Regions from separate parts of the Homo sapiens genome. Here region 2 is linked to region 1. Evidence: read pairs that join two places in POLR2A ChIA-PET (ENCODE). Cell type or tissue: Panc1. All regions are shown on one strand. Links, peaks and the distances in the headings refer to the core of each region. The heading gives the core; the rest is flanking DNA. Region 1 overlaps LRRC20 (leucine rich repeat containing 20). Region 2 overlaps EIF4EBP2 (eukaryotic translation initiation factor 4E binding protein 2).

Region 1 (10,278 bases), core at 116-5,115:
TTTTCTAAGGCCTACCCTCTATTGCCTGGGACTGGCTGGGGCCAGTAGTGCCAGCTGGCTGGGGTGCCCCAAGCGGCGATCTGGCCCATGTGGGCTGATGGTGTCTGTTTCTGCCTTTTGGAACACTCTGTGACTCTCCACTACCACCATCCCTGCAGATGGCATTGACCAGGTACCCTGAGGAGCTCAGGCCTGTCAGCTGGACTTCATGAAACAATTCTTCCTTGTGGAGAAAGGGGCAGTTTTAGGTGAAGGGAGGATGGCTTCCTAGCTAGTTAATAAGCGTGGTGATTTTAAGCAGCGGGAACCTTTTGGGGGTCCCGAGCACATTTTTGCTGTACTCAGAGCATCCTCCATCCTCTGGCATAGAAGGAAGGGGCCCTTCTTCCTACTGAATTGCCCTGACACCTAGACTTTACATGTTGTTTCTGTTCCTGTACCTGTGTACACTCTGACCCACACAATAGGACGTCTGAACTTGCCACCAGTGGTGAAATTTTTAATCTGACTAGTTTTCATCAGTGGTCTAAGGCAAGGGTCCTCAACCCCTGGGCTGTGGATGGCATAGGTCCGTGGCTTGTGAGGAACCCGGCTGCACAGCAGGAGGTGAGCACCAGTAAGCATTACCGCCTGAACTCTGCGTCCTGTCAGACCAGCGGCCGCATTAGATTCTCCTAGGAGCCTGAACCCTATTGCGAACTGCGAATGCGATGGATCTAGGTTGTGTGCTCCTTATGGAGAATCTAATGCCTGATGATGTGAGGTGGAATAGTTTCATTCCTCTCCCACTACAGTGGGAAAAATTGTCTTCCAGGAAACCGAAAAGGATGGGGACCGCTGGTCTAAGGCACCACCTCCCCATCTGGTGGTAGCTAGTAGAATTGCAGGCATAGTGCCTGATTGAAAATATTCAGCCCAGGTGATCCCACCAGGCCTACCCCCTACCCTGGGCAGCTTGGTGGCTTCCCTTCCTTTCCCTCTCTGCTGTGAGGCCAGGATTGCTTCAGTGCTGTTCTTCAGAAAGCTCTTCCTCATCAGAATCGCAAGTCGGAGCTGCTTCCTGCATTTCTTTCTCCCTCTTCCTTCTTATCCCTCATACCTAGGAGATGCTCAGTAAATGTTTATGATTATTGATGATGAATTGGAGATGGAGAAAGGAGGGAGCATGGAATGGTGGGAAGAGTCCTAGGCTTGGACTTAGGATACCTGGGTTTTTTGTTTTCATCTAGCTGATTTGCCTCCCCTCTTGGGTCCTCAGCTTTCCCATTCATAAAGTGGTTAGAACAAGTCACCAAGATGCTAGCAACATGGCTATGATTTAGGCTTAGGGGTACGGTCTTCGAGGCAGCATGGTGAAGTTGTTGGGTCCAGTTTGCCACAGTCCTTTCTATTCCCTTCTGCCCTGCACTGGCTCGCCTTATGCAGATTGGCCACCTGGCACTATTAGGCATTTGGTTTTTGACCCTTCTCAATTTAGACAGTGTCTTAGATTTGTTGTAAGAGTCTCTTGACCTGTATTCAGATTGGAAACACAAATGATGTCTGTTGATCTTCACCATTAGGGGATACTAACTAAGCACCTGTGTTCAGTGTGTGGAGAGAAGCACAGTATAGGTCTATTCCCTGGCCCCAAGCTGCCCACAGGTCAATGGGGGAGACAAGTGTTGGTTTGTTGATTTATTTATTTTTGAGACAGAGCTTTGCTCTTGTCACCCAGGCTGGAGTGCAATGGGACGATCTCGGCTCACTGCAACCTCCGCCTCCTGGGTTCAAGCGATTCTCCTGCCTCAGCCTCCTGAGTAGCTGGGATTACAGGCATGTGCGACCATGCCTGGCTAATTTTTTTTTTTTTTTTTTTTTTTGAGCGCGAGGTTCACTCTTTGTTGCCCAGGCTGGAGTGCAATGACACAATCTCGGCTCACTGCAACCTCTGCCTCCTGGGTTCAAGTGATTCTCCTGCCTCAGCTTCCCGAGGCGCCCGCCACCACGCCCAGCTAATTTTTGTATTTTTAGTAGAGATGGAGTTTTACCACGTTGGCCAGGCTGGTCTTGCATTCCTGACCTTAGGTGATCTGCCCACCTCGGCCTTCCAAAGTGCTGGGATTACAGGTGTGAGCCACCATGCCCGACCATTTTTTTTTTTTTTTGTATTTTTAGTAGAGACGGAGTTTTACCATGTTGGTCAGGCTGGTTTCCAACTCCCGACCTCAAGTGATCCACCCGCCTAGGCCTCCTAAAGTGCTGGGATTACAGGCATGAGTCACTGCGCCCGGCTGACAAGTGTATATTTAAAAGCTCATAAATAATCCAGGTGACTTGTGCTAAGTCATTAAGTGCTACTGAAACTCAGAGGAAGGAGAGAACACTGAGGCAATAAGAGGAGATTTCCTGGAGGTGGACAGATAGAAATTCCACTCATTCCTCAAAGATGAGTTCCCTCAGTGTTTTGTTCAGACTCACATGAGTATTAAACTGGGGTTATATGCTGCTGTTACATCCACATATGCACTGCTTTATCCTCTTAACTTTTATTGAGTATTTACGTGTCCTGGGCTCTGAGCTAGACAGGTGTATACATTTTGTGCTCTCAATCCTCATATTAACCTAGCAAGTTGGGTATTACTAGATCTCCTATTCACATGAAGAAGAAACAGGCTCAGAGGAGTTAAGAAACTCTCCCAAGGCCTCTCAGCCAATAAATGGGGGTGTTGAGCATTTGACCTGTCTCCAAAATCAGTGTTTTCCCACTGTTCTGTATGTGTGTGTCTCAAACCTTTAGTGTCAGCCTCTTTAGTGGAAATGCACACACATACTAAACTCACAGTAACTCCCTGAAGCAGATGGGTGGGCTTGGCCAGCCCTGGCTTGGCCTTGCCTGCCCTGCTTGTCCAGTTGACCACGTGGGAACTTTTTCTTGGTGACTGTTAGCTCTTAGCACTGTCCCCATGCCCCTTCTCTCTGCCCTTCGCCTTCTTCTGCCTTTGGCCCTTGGAGTGAGTTCACTGGAGCTTCTTGAGCTGTCTGTGAAGCTGGGACTGGGGTCTGGGGGCAAAGAAGGGGTGCTGACCTTGGACTTGAGCTCATTCCTCTCTCTATGGGGTGCTGCTATTTTTATAAAAAAGTGAGCACTGGCTATGGAGCTGGGCTGACCCTATTCTTGCCGCTTACTCACTTTGACCTTGGCCAGGTCACCTAGCCCCTCTCTGTGCTCATTTCCTTCTCTGTAATAAACAGGGAGTTGAGGGTGTTTGCAAGTCCTTATGTCTTAACACCTTATCATTTTGTTTTCCTCACCTTTCTTTCAGTCTCTTTTCCTCTAGTGATCCAATTTCTCTTCTCTCATTTCCATCTCCACCCCCCGGCCCCTGCCCGCTTTTCTTGCAGATAAACTCAGCATCAGGCTGATAATCAGGTCTGCAGGCTAGTACTGTAACCTCTCCTTCCTGTTGGCACATGGGAAAGGAATTCTTAGAGACCACCCACCGCCAGTCCGTGTGTTCTGATGGGATCACAGGGCTCTGATTTGCCTTCGTGTCCCCACTTCCTGCCATGCACAAGGCAGATATGGGTGGGGTGAACAGGGGAGCTGGGGAAATTGTCCTGGGCAGGGTGTGGACAGGGGACCAGCTTAGAGGCTGTGGGATGGAGGGACAGGTGTCTTTCTCCTGCAGTTGGCTGCGCCCTACCTCCTTCCCAATGCCCTGCCTATAGAGTGAATCACAGGCCAGCACACCCCTGAGTCCTCACACCTCCCTGGCTGCTGGCTCAGACCTGGTCCCCATGTCTGGTGAGGTCACACATGTTGATCCTCCCAGAAAACCAGTAGAACCCAGCTGCCAGACTGGCAGACCAGCTTGTGCAAAGGCCAAGCTGGATGTGGCCTGAGCTCTCGGCCCTGCAAGAGGAGGTGAGTGGCCTGGGGCCCTCCCTGCAGGCTTCCTGACAGCCTGGGTCCTGGGGGAGAAGGATGCTGGAGGGGGATGCCTGGGTGGGCCCCTGGCTGGCAGGCGGGCACTTCATGGCACTGCGTCTTCCCCAGGCTCAGGCCCTTTTGTGAGAAGCAGACCAGCCTGGGGGCTGGCGGCAGGACACCTGTGTCTGCATGCTGAAGAAGATGGGTGAGGCCGTGGCCAGAGTAGCAAGGAAGGTCAACGAGACGGTGGAGAGCGGCTCTGACACTCTGGGTGAGTGAGGGCAGGGCTTTTCCCAACTTCCCTGGAAGCAGTTGTGAGATCAGCTTAGAAATGAAACAGAGATGAAAGACACAAGCGTCAGTGTGCAACCTCATCCTGAGAATAAGTGTTTTGTGGAACTTTCATTGCAACAGTGTGTAATTTGTGTAAGACATTTCTTACTGTGGGTCCTGGTCAAAGAGGTTTGAAAACCACTGAGTGATGGCGCCTGCCTGCTTGTCCTTTGACTGCTGATGACTGAGTGTGTGTGCCCTTGGACCAGGTGAAAATACAGAGCTGGTCCTGGCCAAGTAGCATCTGTGTGCCAGGCCCCGTGCTGGGCGCCTCCTGAATGTTATCTTGTTGAATCTTCACAGGCTCCCTGGGGTGAATGAAGCCAGCTGGGCGTGGTTAGCCTCAGTCATCCCATGAAGAAAGGGGACGGCAAAATGGGTTTCTTTGAGGTTGCCCAGCTAGGAGACCCCTTTACACTCCACTATTTTTCTTGAATTGTGTCTTATATATTTTTTTGCTTTGAATTGGCCAGGGCATTTTATTCCATCAATTACCCCAAGACTCCTAAGCATTTAGGCAAACCATCCCATTTAATCGAATTCAGCAGATACTTATTGACTGTCCACCAAGTGCAAGGGGCAGCAGGGGATACAGTGCAGTTACCTGTGTGTCCTGTGTGTGCGTGCATGTGCCCGAGTGTGTTTGTGTGCATGTGTGCATGTGCATGTATGTCACCCATGGAATGCAGGCACCACTGTAGAGGCCTGGAGCACAGTCCTGCCTTGGGGATGATCTTGCAGATAGGCAGGCAGAATTGGAGTTAGGTACATGGAGAGGAATTTCACAGGCAGGTAGGGGTGTGTGTGTGTGTGTGTCTGTCTGTCTGTCTCACAAAGGAGCGCTTCCTTCCATGGTAGTTACTGCCTTAGCAAAGTCACAGAGACTGGAAAGGCAGTCAGAGGCAGAGAGGTGGTCCAGGAAGTGGAGAGACACTCAGCCTTCAGGATGAGCTTGATCACTGCCTCTTCCAGGAAGCCCTCCGCCTTCCCTCATCCACCCTTTGCTCCCTTTCTCCTCTGTAGCACCCCTTCAGCATCTGTAGAGCACAGGGACCCTGTGGTTGTTTGCTTCCCCCTGCCCTGCCCCAGAGCCCAGCGCAGTGTCAGGCACTTTGTAAACGTGTGGAAGTGTTTGCTGAGCTTAGCTAAGGCGAGAGGCATTTCCTCTATCAGCAGGCTCGCTGAAGATTGTCATTGGTGTTGGAGGGAAGCCTTTGGAAGGAGCCTTAAGCTAGTGAGCTGATGACTGTGAGCCCTCAGTGAAGGAATTCCGGAATCCTGTACTGGTCAGTAATATGGTTGTTTAAGGCTCTCTACCACTGAGACTGCGGTTCAGAGCTAGGCTTTGAGTCACATGGGCCTGGATTTGAATCTCTACTCTGCCACCCACTCACCTGGTACTGTAGCAGATTGCTTAACCTCTCAGAGCCTCAGTTTCTTCATCTATAAAATGGGAATGGTAATTGTGTCTACCTCATCAAGGTAGTTAAGAGTAATTGGAATGTCTGTAAGGTGTTTGGCACATAGGGAGCTCAATAAATGGCAGCTATTATTTTTAATTTTTGCTCATTCCCAAAAGCTGGTGGCGAGACCTAAGCCCTTCCCCTTGCAAATGCACTTTCTACAGGTGTCAGCCAGCCACGTCTGTGCTGGGTGTTCTTCTCACTGCCTTCCAATGGAGGGTTCAGTGCAAATCGACAGATGTCTGTGGTGAGTAACCTACCCCTGCTTCAAAATGTCACAGGGGGCTGGGCATGGTGGCTCATGCCTGTAATCTCAGCACTTTGGGAGGCCGAAGCAGGTGGATCGCTTGGGGCCAGGAGTTCAAGACCAGCCTGGCCAACATACTAAAACATACTAAAAATTCAAAAAATTAGCTGGTGTGGTGGTATACACATGTAATCCCAGCTACTTGGGAGGCTGAGGCAGGAGAATCGCCTGAACCCAGGAGATGGAGGTTGCAGTGAGTCAAGATCTCGCCACTGCACCTCCAGCTTGGGTGATGGAGCAAGGTTCCATCTCAAAAAAAAAAAAAAAAGGCTTCACAGGGGATAGGGACACAGCAGCTCCACTTCATTCAGATGTGGCAAGAGTGGAGAGGCCGCAGGGGAGGGAAAACAATTCTCACCGGGGCGTTGGGGAAGCTGCTTAGGGGATGGGTGCTGTTTGAGAGAGGATGTTTCAGGAGGCAGCGGTGAGGAGACAGGCACTCCAGGCAGTGGCAGGGGTGTGCCTGAGTTGGAGGAGAGGCCCTGCCCAGTTACCACAGCAGCACTGGGGCAGGTGGTGAGGGATGGTGCCTGGCAGGCGGAGAGCCTGGAAGGCTGTGTTGAGGAGCCCCTGAACTTCAACCTCTGTGGACTGGAGATTGCAAGGTCAAGTGGGCCAGTGGACAGGTGGGCATTTCTGTGAGCTGAAGAGTGGGCACCCTGCATCAGGTGAAGTGTGCAGGGCGGCTAGGGCAGGGCATGCTGCGACCAGCTCCCCTGCACTGCCTGGGAGCCATACCCACCAAGGAACCCAAGCAGTTCTCTGGCCACCCTGCCAGACCACTGCCATGCCTGGGATTGGAACCTTGATTTCTGACACCAGAGCCTGGGCCCTGTCTCCACCATGCAGCCCTGGGGTGGGGGCACATGTTTGGTGATTGCCAGGGTCATGACTGCTGTGAAGCTCTAGTCAAGTTGGGAGAGCCTTTAGCCATGGCGATCTTGCCTGAAGCTCAAGACTTTCATGTGGAGGGGACTGGGTCTTAAAGTTGTGGTTGAATAACAGGGATCCTTTGCATCTGTGCATTGGCCAGAGAAGAAGCAAAATTTCCAACCTGGCCATAGTAGGCACCTGTAATCCTGACCCTTAGGAAATGGAGCTGACCAGGCTTATACACTCTAAGGGGGCTGGGTCTAAGCAGTTAGCATGTATTGAGTACCTGCTGTATACTAGTTGCTTGGGGGCTCCCAGGAATGTGTGTAGTAGAGTCCTGGACCTGAGACCAGCCCACCACCTACAAGACAGTCTTCAGAGAACAGTGACACACAGGCTCCATGCTAAGGTGTGTCAGATGGAACACAGGTTGTCCTAATTCAGAGGTGGGAGATATTGCTGGGTATTGAAGTAGACCAGGAAGGCTTTCTGGAGGAGTGGTAATTGAATTGAATCATAAAGTAACTCTATATGGTTCTCATGTAAAATAGCTAACAATCTGAAGCATCCTAAACATCTAGCACCAGAAAATTGCTTAAATAAATTTGGTTACAGCTATACAATGCTTTTTTTTTTTGAGATGGAGTCATCTTGCTTGCCCAGGCTGGAGTGCCATGGCACAATCTTGGCTCACTGCAACCTCCCTCTCCTGGGTTCAAGTGATTTTCCTTCAGCCTCCCAAGTAGCTGGGATTACAGGTGTGTGCCACCATGCCTGGCTTATTTTTCTATTTTTTTTTTTTTTTTAGTAGAGATGGGGTTTTGCCATGTTGGCCAAGCTGGTCTCGAACACCTGGCCTCAAGCGATCTACCTGCCTCAGCCTCCTAAAGTGCTGGGATTATAGGCATGAGCCACCACACCCGGCCTATATAATGCTATTTATGTAGCATCAACAATGGAGCGTAATATTTCATTGTATGATTAAATAAAGACTGGCACATTCTCGGCCGGGCGCAGTGGCTCACACCTTTAATCCCAGCACTTTGGGTGGCCGAGGCGGGCGGATCACAAGGTCAGGAGATCGAAACCATCCTGGCTAACATGGTGAAACCCCATCTCTACTAAAAATACAAAAAAATTAGCCGGGCGTGGTGGCGGGCACCTGTAGTCCCAGCTACTCGGGAGGCTGAGGCAGGAGAATGGTGTGAACCTGGGAGGTGGAGCCTGCAGTGAGCTGAGATTGCGCCACTGGACTCCAGCCTGGGTGACAGAGTGAGACTCCATCTCAAAAAAAAAAAAAACGAAAAGAAGGATTGGCACATTCTCATATATAACGTGAACTGGAAAACATCAAGAATGCCAAACTGTATGTAGGGTAAGGTACGAATTATGTTAAACCTGTGCATATATGTAGGAAAGAAAATGGAAGGAAATAACCAATATGGAAATGGGAGTTAGAAAATACTATTTTGCATTTTCTAAATGTTCTATAATGAACGTATTACTCTTAAAATTAGGGAACAGATTTTAGGGAAAGGACCACCTGCCACTGTGGAAATAAAACACACATCTTGACAACAGATGAGAGTTCAGGGGTAGCTCATTCTCAAAGCCGAGGCCCCTGGGAGGAGACATAGGCTTCCCTGGCTTTTCCCGTCCTGCTGGGTTCCCTCCCGGGGTGGTGCTCCAGAGCCACAGGTGCTGCTGCAGAGTGGGAGATCCCCTGTAGAGACTGGGCTGGAAGAGCTCAGTTACAGGCTTGCTCTCACCTTACTCAGCCAAGTAACCCTGGTAAGCACTTCACATGCTCCCCCAGTGCTCCTGGGGCACCCCTGGCTAGAGCTGGAGCCAGGCCTGCTTCCTCCTGTAACTCGAGGCGAGGATCCCAGCCTTTCTCACTCCACTCCAGGCTTCTCCATCCCCAGAGACGTGGGCTCCTTTCCATTTGGCCCCTGGGAGGCCCTCAGCTTGAGTTGAAGCTGCTTTCCTCCCAGTCTCTCACCCCTCCTCAGCATCATCTTCTCGATGTTTCTAAGGAGCATGCAGAGTTGCAAACTGCCCCTTAGGTAGTCTGCTTCCCCTGAGCCAGGCTCTCTTTCCCTGCCCCTTTTCCATCTGGGTTTCCGTGGGTCCTGGACCGCTGAGGGGCCTTAGTCTGACCCCACCCTTCCCTCCAGCCTGTGGTTGTGGGGCCAGGCTTCCCTGCACCCCGCTCCTCTCCGGGTCTTAGGCTCCTGGCTCTGCAGTGTGCATGGGGACTGGCTTTTAAAGAATAATCGTGACACAGAGGAGCAGGATTTGAAAAGGCCTGAGGCCCGAGACTCTACTACACACATCCCTGGGAGCCCCCAGGCACCTAGTACACAGCAGGTACTCAATACATGTTAACTGCTTATATTTTTGGTAGAGACCCTGTCTCTACCAAAAATAAAATTTAAAAAATTAGCCAGGTGCAGTGGCACACACCTGTAGTGTCAGCTACTTTGGGAGGTTGAGGCGAGAGGATTGCATGAGTCCTGGAGGTTGAGGCTGCGGTGAGCCATGATCGGGCCACTGCACTCCAGCCTGGGCGAGAAAAAGTTCTATTTAAAAAATCTGATATAATATACTCTAGTTTCTCTTCAGATCCAATAAATCTTTTGCTTCTTACTGAAAAAAAAAATCTGATTTAAGGGAATAATCTTATTTCTTTCTTATGCTCTATTTTTTATTTCTTTAATCATTTTAGAAACAAGGTCTTGCTCTGTCACCCAGGCTGGAGTGCAGTGGCGCAATCATAGTTCCCTGCAGCCTTGAATTCCTGGGCTCAAGTGATCCTCCCACCTCAGCCTTCCAAGTAGTTGAGACTACAGGCACTTGCTACTACACCGACTAATTTTTAAAATATTTTGTAGAGATGGGGTCTCACTGTGTTGCCTAGGCTGTTCTCAAACTCCTGGCCTCAAGCTATCCTCTTGTCTCAGCCTATACTTGTTTTAAATCTTTACTGCTTTTTCTTTTTTTTGAAATGGAGTCCCACTCTGTTGCCTAGGCTGGAGTGCAGTGGTGTGATCTCGGCTCACTGTAACCTCCACCTCCTGGGTTCGAGCAATTCTCCTGCCTCAGCCTCCCAAGTAGCTGGGGTTACAGGTGTGTGCCGCCACACCTGGTTAATTTTTAATTTTTGTACTTTTAGTATAGACAGGGTTTCATCATGTTAGCCAGGCTAGTCTTGAACTCCCAGCCTCAGCCTCCCGAAGTGCTAGGATTACAGGCTTGAGCCACCATGCCTGGCCTGCTTTTTCTGTAACAGGACATTCTTGAGGGTTTCAGTCTGTTGTTCCTGCTGACTCTTGCTCACAGTAGGTTATTCTGGGTGGACTTTATATAATATAATAATTTGGACCCTG
Region 2 (8,955 bases), core at 2,422-7,421, 52 kb before region 1:
GACCAACCATGCATACATCCAGGTGGGATGCCAGGCGTGAGGGGGAGGGGAGGCAGTAAGCTGGCCTTGGGGGACAGGGCTCTAGCTTTGCTATTAAATGACTATGTTCCTGTATTCACAGTTACTCAAGCACCTCCAATGTACCAGGATCCTGTGCTAGGTACCAGGCATGTAGAGATGACCGAGTGTAACATCCTTATAGAGCCTGTATGGGGTCATGCGTCACTGGGTAGCCTTGAACACATTGTTTCCCTGGGACTTTATCCTTGTCTTTCATAAAATTAGGGGGTGGGGGTAGACCAGAGGGTCTCAGCACTTCCCTAGCCCTGACATTCTAGGAAAGGAAGAATCTGGACTTTGGGGACAGGCAGGCCTGCATTTGACTCCTCATTAGCTGTGTGATACTGTTTAGGTTGCTTATTCTCTCAAGCTTCAGTTTTTCCACCTGTAAGATGAGGAGGGCAATGCCATATTTCAGAGGGATGCTGTAGGGTTAATGAGATGACATGCACATGGCATGTAAAGCAGTTGGTAGGTAACAGGCATGTTTGGCTGCATTATGGGGCCACGGTTGGAATCACACTGTTCCAGCCACAGTATTTTGGTTGAGAATTGACTACCCATTCTACAGAAGTAGACAAGGCCAGCCAGGTGCGGTGGCACATGCCTGAAATCCCAACACTTTGGGAGGCTGAGGTGGGCGGATCACCTGAGGTCAGGAGTTTGAGACCAGCCTGACCAACATGGTGACACCCCGTCTCTACTAAAAATACAAAAATCAGCCGGGTGTTGTGGCACATGCCTGTAATCCCAGCTACTCGGGAGGCTGAGGCAGGAGAATCACTTGAACCCGGGAGGCAGAGATTGCAGTGAGCCGAGATCATGCCATTGCACTCCAGCCTGGGCAACAGGAGCGAAACTCCATCTCAAAAACAAGAAAAAGTAGACAAAGCCAGAGGCTGCCACTTGGTGCCACTAGTCAGCCTAAGGTCTAGGAGGTGGTGGAGGAAGAACAGAGCTGGTGAGTTAGGAAAGAGAAGAAGATGGAGAGAACAGAAAATATAACCTAATATGGTGGATCTGATGTTATAGGTGGCCCTGCCCTGCTGTCCAAGGTCATATGGGACCAAAATGTTTTCATTTTACTCCATGAAGTCTGGAATGAGAATTTCTTGGACTTGCAATATATCCTCCATGCCAAGCCTCAGGCGGGATTCAGGGTCTCTGGGGAGCATGAGCACATGGGCTGAGGTCATGCAAGGGAGTCCCTGGGGGTACTAGAGCTTCCGAGGATCTGTCCTGAGCCTCACCCAGGCCTGCTGATTTTCATCGCCCACCTGGAGCACCACAAAGACCCAGACAGTCCCAACTGCCAACTCTGACACTCTGATCTAAAAAGACGTTACTAGACCACAGGGACAGGCCCTGGTTCCAAAACGCCAAGGGATTGTTCCTTTCCTCCTATTGACTCTCTCTGTCCTTCTCTGGCTGACAGCAAATCCCATAAGAATTTCCACATGACTAACTATTCTGCTTCATATTTCTAGAACTAAACCAGGAATTTCTTGGAATATTTTAAAAATTGGTATTCACAGCCGGGCACGGTGGCTCACTCATGTAATTCCAGCATTTTGGGAGGCTGAGGTGGGTGGATCGCTTGAGCCCAGGAGGTCAAGACCAGCCTGGGCAACATGCCGAAACCCTATTTCTACAAAAAATACAAAAATTAGCCAGGCATGGTGGCATGTACCTGTAGTCCCAGCTACTCAGGAGGCTGAGGTGGGAGGATCACCTGAGCCCAGGAGGTTGAGGATGCAGTGAGCTGTGATCACACCACTGCACTCCAGCCTGGGCAACAGAGCAAGACCATCTCAAAAAAGAAAAAAAAAATGGTATTCCCTTTAGACTAGAATAATAGGAGAACATAAAAATTAGCTACCACTTAAAAAAAAAAATAGCTACTACTCTACCCAGATACATGTAATTTTTTGAATCTGTTTAAAGGCTGTTTTCACAAAACAAGCACAGAGCTAAAGGTAGTTTAGACATTAGAGTTCATGATATATTGGCAAGCTAATTCCTTTATGAAAATAATTTTCTGCTATTTTTGCACTCAGGAACTGACTTTAACTCCGTAACTTTTTTACTCTTTACCCAGAAATACTATTCTGACCTGCCCATCAGGATGTGAATTGACACACCCTTCCTTTCCTTTACAGAGTCTGCTGAAACGTTACCAGCCCCACCGAGTCCCTTCCACTTGTTGTGCCCCAGTGAAGACCAAGCCGCTGAGCATGCTGTATGTGGATAATGGCAGAGTGCTCCTAGATCACCATAAAGACATGATCGTGGAAGAATGTGGGTGCCTCTGATGACATCCTGGAGGGAGACTGGATTTGCCTGCACTCTGGAAGGCTGGGAAACTCCTGGAAGACATGATAACCATCTAATCCAGTAAGGAGAAACAGAGAGGGGCAAAGTTGCTCTGCCCACCAGAACTGAAGAGGAGGGGCTGCCCACTCTGTAAATGAAGGGCTCAGTGGAGTCTGGCCAAGCACAGAGGCTGCTGTCAGGAAGAGGGAGGAAGAAGCCTGTGCAGGGGGCTGGCTGGATGTTCTCTTTACTGAAAAGACAGTGGCAAGGAAAAGCACAAGTGCATGAGTTCTTTACTGGATTTTTTAAAAACCTGTGAACCCCCCGAAACTGTATGTGAAAGTTGAGACATATGTGCATGTATTTTGGAGGTGGGATGAAGTCACCTATAGCTTTCATGTATTCTCCAAAGTAGTCTGTGTGTGACCTGTCCCCCTCCCCAAAGATTAAGGATCACTGTATAGATTAAAAAGAGTCCGTCAATCTCATTGCCTCAGGCTGGGTTGGGGGAGCCCCACAGCTTTCTGGCTGGCCAGTGGCAATCTACTGGCCTTGTCCAGAGGCTCACTGGAGTGGTTCTCTGCTAATGAGCTGTACAACAATAAAGCCATTGTCTAGTTCTCCTGGGCCAGCTGGTGCCTGTGAAGGCAGAGGCAGGAACTCATCCAAGAGGACCGGCCATGTTGGGTTACAGAAGACATCCCTGCGTCAGTCTGCTTCGGCAGACACAGCCTGAGTTTGTTAAAGTTGGTGACAATCCACCTCAGTCTCTCAATGTGTGCTATTAATGAGGCCTCTGAGCTTCCTATCCAGCAGTGGTGAAGGCCTTGCCCTGGGTGGCAAGATACTTGCTCTATGGTCACAGCTCAGCCACTGGAAGCTGTGCGACCTCAGGTGAGCAATTCACTGTCCAGTCTCCACTTGTAAAAGGAACGCTGGTGAATCCTAATGCATTCATATTAAATGTCTGTTGTCAGGCTCAGAAGAGCCATGAGCTTTAAGCTGTAGACTGAATAGGAAGAGCTACCTTATCCCTACCTCCCTCTAAAGCTTATAAAGCTTGCTAAACCCAGTCCCTGCCACATGCCCTTAATCTAACCTTTATCGGCTCTTTTGTTACTCAGGGTTCTAAGACAGACTTAATTTCAGGTTCCACATGGGAAGCACAGCAAAAGGAGCCTGAGTGAGGCAGCTCTATCCCCAAAAACCCCTGACCACAGTTATCTTCCAGGTAAAAAGACCTCAAAGGCAGCAATTCTGGCTGGGTGCAGTGGCTCATGCCTGTAATCCCAGCACTTTGGGAGGCTGAGATGGGAAGATCACTTGAGTCCAGTAGTTCAAGACCAGCCTGGGCAACATAGTGAGAACCTGTCTCTGTTTAAATAAAACAAACAAAAGAAGCAATTCTGCTCTTAACAGCTTGATCTCATTGAGCATTGCCAAAGCAGGGGCACTTTTTTTGTAGTTTCATGGAGCAAAGGGGCCACTTTATTGGGAATGTGAGCCCACAGTATATCTACCCCATTCTGCTTTCCCAAGAAGCCTACCCACTTATGCTAAAGAAAATGATTCCAATCATTTGTGAACCCTGTTGAGCTCAGACGAACTCAACTGAGGCTTTGGTTGAGTCAACACCATAGTCATGGCCCAGAAAGGGGCTGGATTTGCTGGAGCCAGGCCTGGGCTTGAGAAACCTCAGTGCCTTGATTCCACAACAAAGCTGATCCAGCTGTTCACTGCCTGGACTAGAAATAGACTGCCCAGATCCAACAATTCAGAATCAACAGGATTCTGCATCTGCCCATATACAGAACAGCAGAGCAGGGACAACCTTGTGAGGTCAGCTTGTCTGATCCCCATTCCTAAGTGAGACCCCAGGGAGGCCTCAGGGCCTGACCACACAGCTAGGAGTGGCAGGGCCAAGAGCTGAGCTCTGGTCTCTTGAGCCCTACGGGCACTTACTGCTTAACAGCAACTAGAGGTTTGTGCTCACCTATCTTGGGATCCAAGCCTTAGCCTTTAGAACCAAACATTTGAACCCAATTACACTACTGAACTAGTTCTTAGAAGTGAACATCCCACCCCAGGACTTTCTTACATGGCTGGTGCCAGAGAGCGAAAGGTCAAGCTATTTGTAGCTACAGCTTGTGGGAGTGTTTACAGTCAGCTGTATTGACTCCAAGAACAAACCCTTGACGACAGGGCATTGCCTCATGTCAAATAAAAGTAGTGCACAAAGTAGTGAAACTCTGTGTTTTGCTGACCCCTGCTGAAAGCTCAGTGTTTGCTACGTCAGCAGCAGAGTCATTCTGTTGCCTGGACAGAGTCACTGGGGCAAAGCCTACCTACCCGAGCCTAGGGAATAGCTCCATGCTCTAGGCCATGTGCTTGCTGAAGGCTCTATAAGTCACTTTAAATACTACCTTGGAGAATTGTGTCCTGTCTGAACCTGGGATGTTTTCTGTTGTTTTGATACAGGATCTTGCTGTCAACCAGACTGGAGTGCAGTGGCACAATCATGGCTCACTGCAGTCTTGCCATCCTGGACTCAAGCAATCCTCCTACTTCAGCCTCCCAAGTAGCTGGGACTGCAAGCATGCACCATCATACCCAACTAATTTTTTAGATTGTTTTTTGTCAAGACAGGGTCTCGCCATGTTGCCAAGGCTGGTCTCCAACTTCTCGGCTCAAGCTCTTGTCCTGTGTTGGCCTCACAATGTGTTGAGATTACAGCTGTGAGCCACTGCACCTGGCCTGAACCTAGGGTTTTAAGAGCACTCAAGAGTTATTTTAACTTGCTCTCAAGAAGTGCCAAGTCAGTTGTGAGTGGTAAAAATTGGACACATTACACTCCTTGGCTGAGGAAGTGGGTGGGCCTGGCAGTAGGTAAGCCTGGAGAAATTAGAAACATTGTAAGAAACAGAAACACGGGATCCATAGAGATGTGGGGAGTGGCTGTGACCCTGGGATAGCACCCCTAACCTGGGGTTTATCTCCGTCTTTAAGTCTTCCTTTTCGGTCCGGCGCGGTGGCTCATGCCTGTAATCCCAGCACTTTGGGAGGCTGAGGCGGGCGGATCACGAGGTGTGGAGTTTGAGACCAGCCTGACCAACGTGGTGAAACCCCGTCTCTACTAAAAATATAAAAATTAGCCAGGCATGGTAGCACGTGCCTGTAATCCCAGCTACTCAGGAGGCTGAGGCAGGAGAATCACTTGAACCCAGGAAGCGGGGGTTACAGTGAGCCGAGGTCGCACCACTGCACTCCAGCCTGGGCAACAGAGCAAGATTCAGTCTCAAAAAAAAAAAAGTCTTCATTAGCAGTAAGATCCTTACCTATCCTAATTGCCTTTAGGGCAGAGTAAAGGATGTAGGAAAGCGCTTTTAAGGTTTTGGTCCCATCTTCCCTTAAAGAGATCCTTTAGTCCTTCTATAGGTTCCATGAGTAGGTGGTAGCTGCAGTGCTCAAACCTGTTCCATTCCTAAACTTACACACTTGGAGGGAAGAGGAGAGGGGGCTGAATAATCTCTGGGTGTCCATGTCAACCGGGCTGTGCTTGAGTCCCTTAAATACTGTTTCCTGAGCTGAGTATACTAGGCACTGGGCTCTTTATGACATCAACTGGGCCTGACAACCACCTAGAAAAGTTGTTTCTTAACCTTATTTTAGAGAAAACTGAGGCTTGTAGAATAAGAATTCTGCTGGGTAATTTGGCTACTAAGCAGCACAGCTGGAACTGAAGCTGCCTGACTCCAAAGCCTGTGCCCTAAACCCCTAGACAGTTCCGATGGGAAAGCTTCCTCCAGTCCAGTTTTATTCTGTGGACCTCTGTGCACGTGAAAGAATTCTCATTCTCAGGACTAATACATGAAACCCGCTGGATTAGTTAACAGCAGGGAATCTGACGCTCATGCAGCACAGCTTGGTTTGAGGTAACAGGCATGATGGGCATCTAACCAGTGCTCCCAGGGGCACAGGCAGCCCCTCTTCTGAGAAAGGAAAAGTTGTTTGGGCTTCCTCAGGGCTGGCACTTAAGAGAAGGACATGCTTGGGTGCCGTCAGCCCAGCATATACATGTTCACCTGCAAGCTCCTGAGCACAGGACCAGGGTCATGCTCCCTGAGAGTCCCACCATCTCCTTTGCATACACAGGTCCACATTGACAAAGTGCATGCTCCGCAAGTGTGGAGAACTGACAGATAAAGAGCCAACTGCCTCTTACCTCTGCCCATCTCCCCCACCAGCTGAAACTCCTGAAATGTGAAATAACCTTAGCAGGATTTCACCAGAAATTTTTAAAAAATTAAAACACCAAGTTGATACTCAAGATCTTTACTGATTTAACTATAACAGCAACCATTGATGAGAATTTAATTTTTTCCTTAATTTCCAAACATCTGCTGGTTTGGAAGAATAGTTAAAATACAAAAACAACTGATCATGGAATCACACAGGACTGCCTCAAGGACTGCGTGGTACCCTCTGCTATCCATCCACACACAGTGAAATGGATGGGAGGGATGAGGGAACAACACATCATGGGAGACAAAGGGAAGACCAAGGAAAGTGCTGGCAGTCTCCGCTTTTCCATTCAGAATGGATGGAACTGGGCCGTTAGTGGCACTAAGACAGGGCAGGGCTATTTTTTTTTTTAAATAAAATATTTTAAAGATGCATAAAATGGACACCTTAGCACGTGAGTGTCCTCTGGGCTCTTCAAGACACCTTCTTTAAGGTTTACCCCTGGAGTAGCAGAGGGTCTCCTCACCCAGGTGGAAAGAGATGGGCTCCATCTGCAGATGAAGGAAAGGCACTGGCGCACAGCACTCAGCAATGTAGATACAGGCACCAGGTAGGAGCAGGATGGCTTACCCAGCAACCTGCCTCTTAGCTCCCTGCTAGTGTTCTTCCCTCCTCCCCAGTTTCCAGTTAAAAGTACCCTTGGCCTGGGCTTTAAAAAAAAAAAAAAAAAAAAGATTAAGCTGGAGAGAAAGGGGATACACTTGGGCAAGAATGGATATTTTGTGCTAGATTCATGGAATTTTCTAAGTGTCCAGGAGTTTTGGTTTTAAGCACCGGCAAGAGCTCCCTTTGGAAATTTCAGTGTGGCCAAATGATTATCAAGCATTGCAGCATCTCTGCCAGCCTCCCACCCTTAGAAAGGTGGCAGAGTGAGAGTTTAAATACCCTTGGAAATGTGTTTCATCTCAGTAATATTTCCACTGGGTATCCATGACATACAGTATGGTCTGCCAGGGCTGCAGGCAGAGAGCCATAAGCAAAGAGAATCCACAGACCCGCTGAACAGGGACTCAAGCCTTCTCCTAAATCTAAGCTTTGCCAAAAGGTTATCAACTTCCAGGACCAGCCTAGAGAAATAAATTTAAATTCCAGAGAGTAGGCTAGGTGATGTAAGTGACTGACTGAAAAAACAAGTATCAATAACTCTTAAAGTTTTCAGTTAGAAATTTCTGTAAGTTAGCCTCAAGAAACTCCACTACTAAACTGGAAAACCATGACTAGGAACAGGAAGCGGCCCTGGGGTAGAAGCATTCTAAAGAATTGTGACCCAACTGCATCAATATCTGATTTCATCTTTTATTAAAAGCTGAGAGTTAAAGAACTGTAGGGATAACTAAGTCCACCTCAAAGTCCAGACAGAAACTGCCCTCCCAAAGAAACAATGTTTCTTTAAAACAAATACCACACCTTCCCAGATATTATGGGTAGGTAAGTGACTAGGTTTTGCAGATTAATCTATAGCTGCCCATGTGCATGTAGTCCAGAAAACATGCCAAGAAGGAAGAGCTCTGAACCAGACACAGAAAGGCAGTGTGGCTTCCTCGCTCAAGGGGAATGCAAAGGGCTAAGAGCCCTGGCTTCAAGCAGCTGTTATCCTAGATGAGGAAAATGCAAACAGATTCAATCTCTGGGATATTGCTGCCAACATGCTAAGCCCTTCACCAGTTGCCTTGATTCGAAGCAGTTCCTCTATGTATACTGGCTAAATGATGGACTCCGGCAGTGAAACCCACATACTCAGCAGGCTGCATTCTAATGAGAATGAAGGAATTTAACTAATGGTGTTTGAGCTGGAAAGGTAAGGTCTGAGAGTCCCAGTGAGCTGGAAACCCAAAAAAAGAGAAGACCAATCCACCTCAAAATAAGAAAGAAAAACAAAATTCATTTAAAGGTACTCTAAAGATGAGTTCTTTACTTCTGGAAGAAGAATCCTTTTCTTATAGCTCCCTCAACAGCAATACTTCTTATCCAAGTATACTCTCAAGCAAGCAGGGCTACAGATAAGAAAATGCTGGGAAGAGGCAGAGCATAAATCCAAACAAGAATTTGCATCTTTGGCCAGGCGCGGTGGCTCGCGCCTGTAATCCCAGCACTTTGGGAGGCTGAGGTGGGCGGATCACTTGAGGCCAGGAGTTCGAGACCAGCCTGGCAAACATGATGAAACCCCATCTCTACTAAAAATATAGAAATAAAAATTAGCCAGGCATAGTGGTACATGCCTGTAATCCCAGCTACTCGGAAGGCTGAGGCAGGAGAAACACTTGAACCTGGGAAGCAGAG

Evidence for each region. ChIA-PET counts read pairs that join two places held together with the same protein. Peaks named below come from ENCODE experiments on the same cell type or tissue, not always from the same donor. Only the 100,000 strongest peaks of a DNase experiment are listed, where the experiment ranks them.
Region 2: POLR2A ChIA-PET joins it to region 1 with 12 read pairs; 6 of 35 experiments call an interaction of 5 or more read pairs at or near these places.

Annotation. Positions count from the first base shown.
Region 1 is chr10:70,370,358-70,380,635 of GRCh38, reverse strand. It overlaps LRRC20 (leucine rich repeat containing 20), which reads left to right. Exons shown (of 5, transcript NM_001278212.2): 2 at 4,040-4,184. The coding sequence starts at 4,103. Among named protein-coding and RNA genes, the nearest start is that of LRRC20, 7.1 kb to the left of the region's middle. In Panc1, for the core only: CTCF peaks have their summits at 666 and 867; a DNase peak (open chromatin) is centred at 2,395; H3K27ac peaks cover 2,316 bases.
Region 2 is chr10:70,426,353-70,435,307 of GRCh38, reverse strand. It overlaps EIF4EBP2 (eukaryotic translation initiation factor 4E binding protein 2), which reads right to left. Exons shown (of 3, transcript NM_004096.5): 3 at 6,690-8,955. NODAL (nodal growth differentiation factor) reads left to right here. Exons shown (of 3, transcript NM_018055.5): 2 at 1-22; 3 at 2,220-3,372. The coding sequence ends at 2,372. Among named protein-coding and RNA genes, the nearest start is that of NODAL, 11 kb to the left of the region's middle. RefSeq lists an enhancer at 1-165. In Panc1, for the core only: no CTCF peak of the experiment used is centred there; no DNase peak of the experiment used is centred there.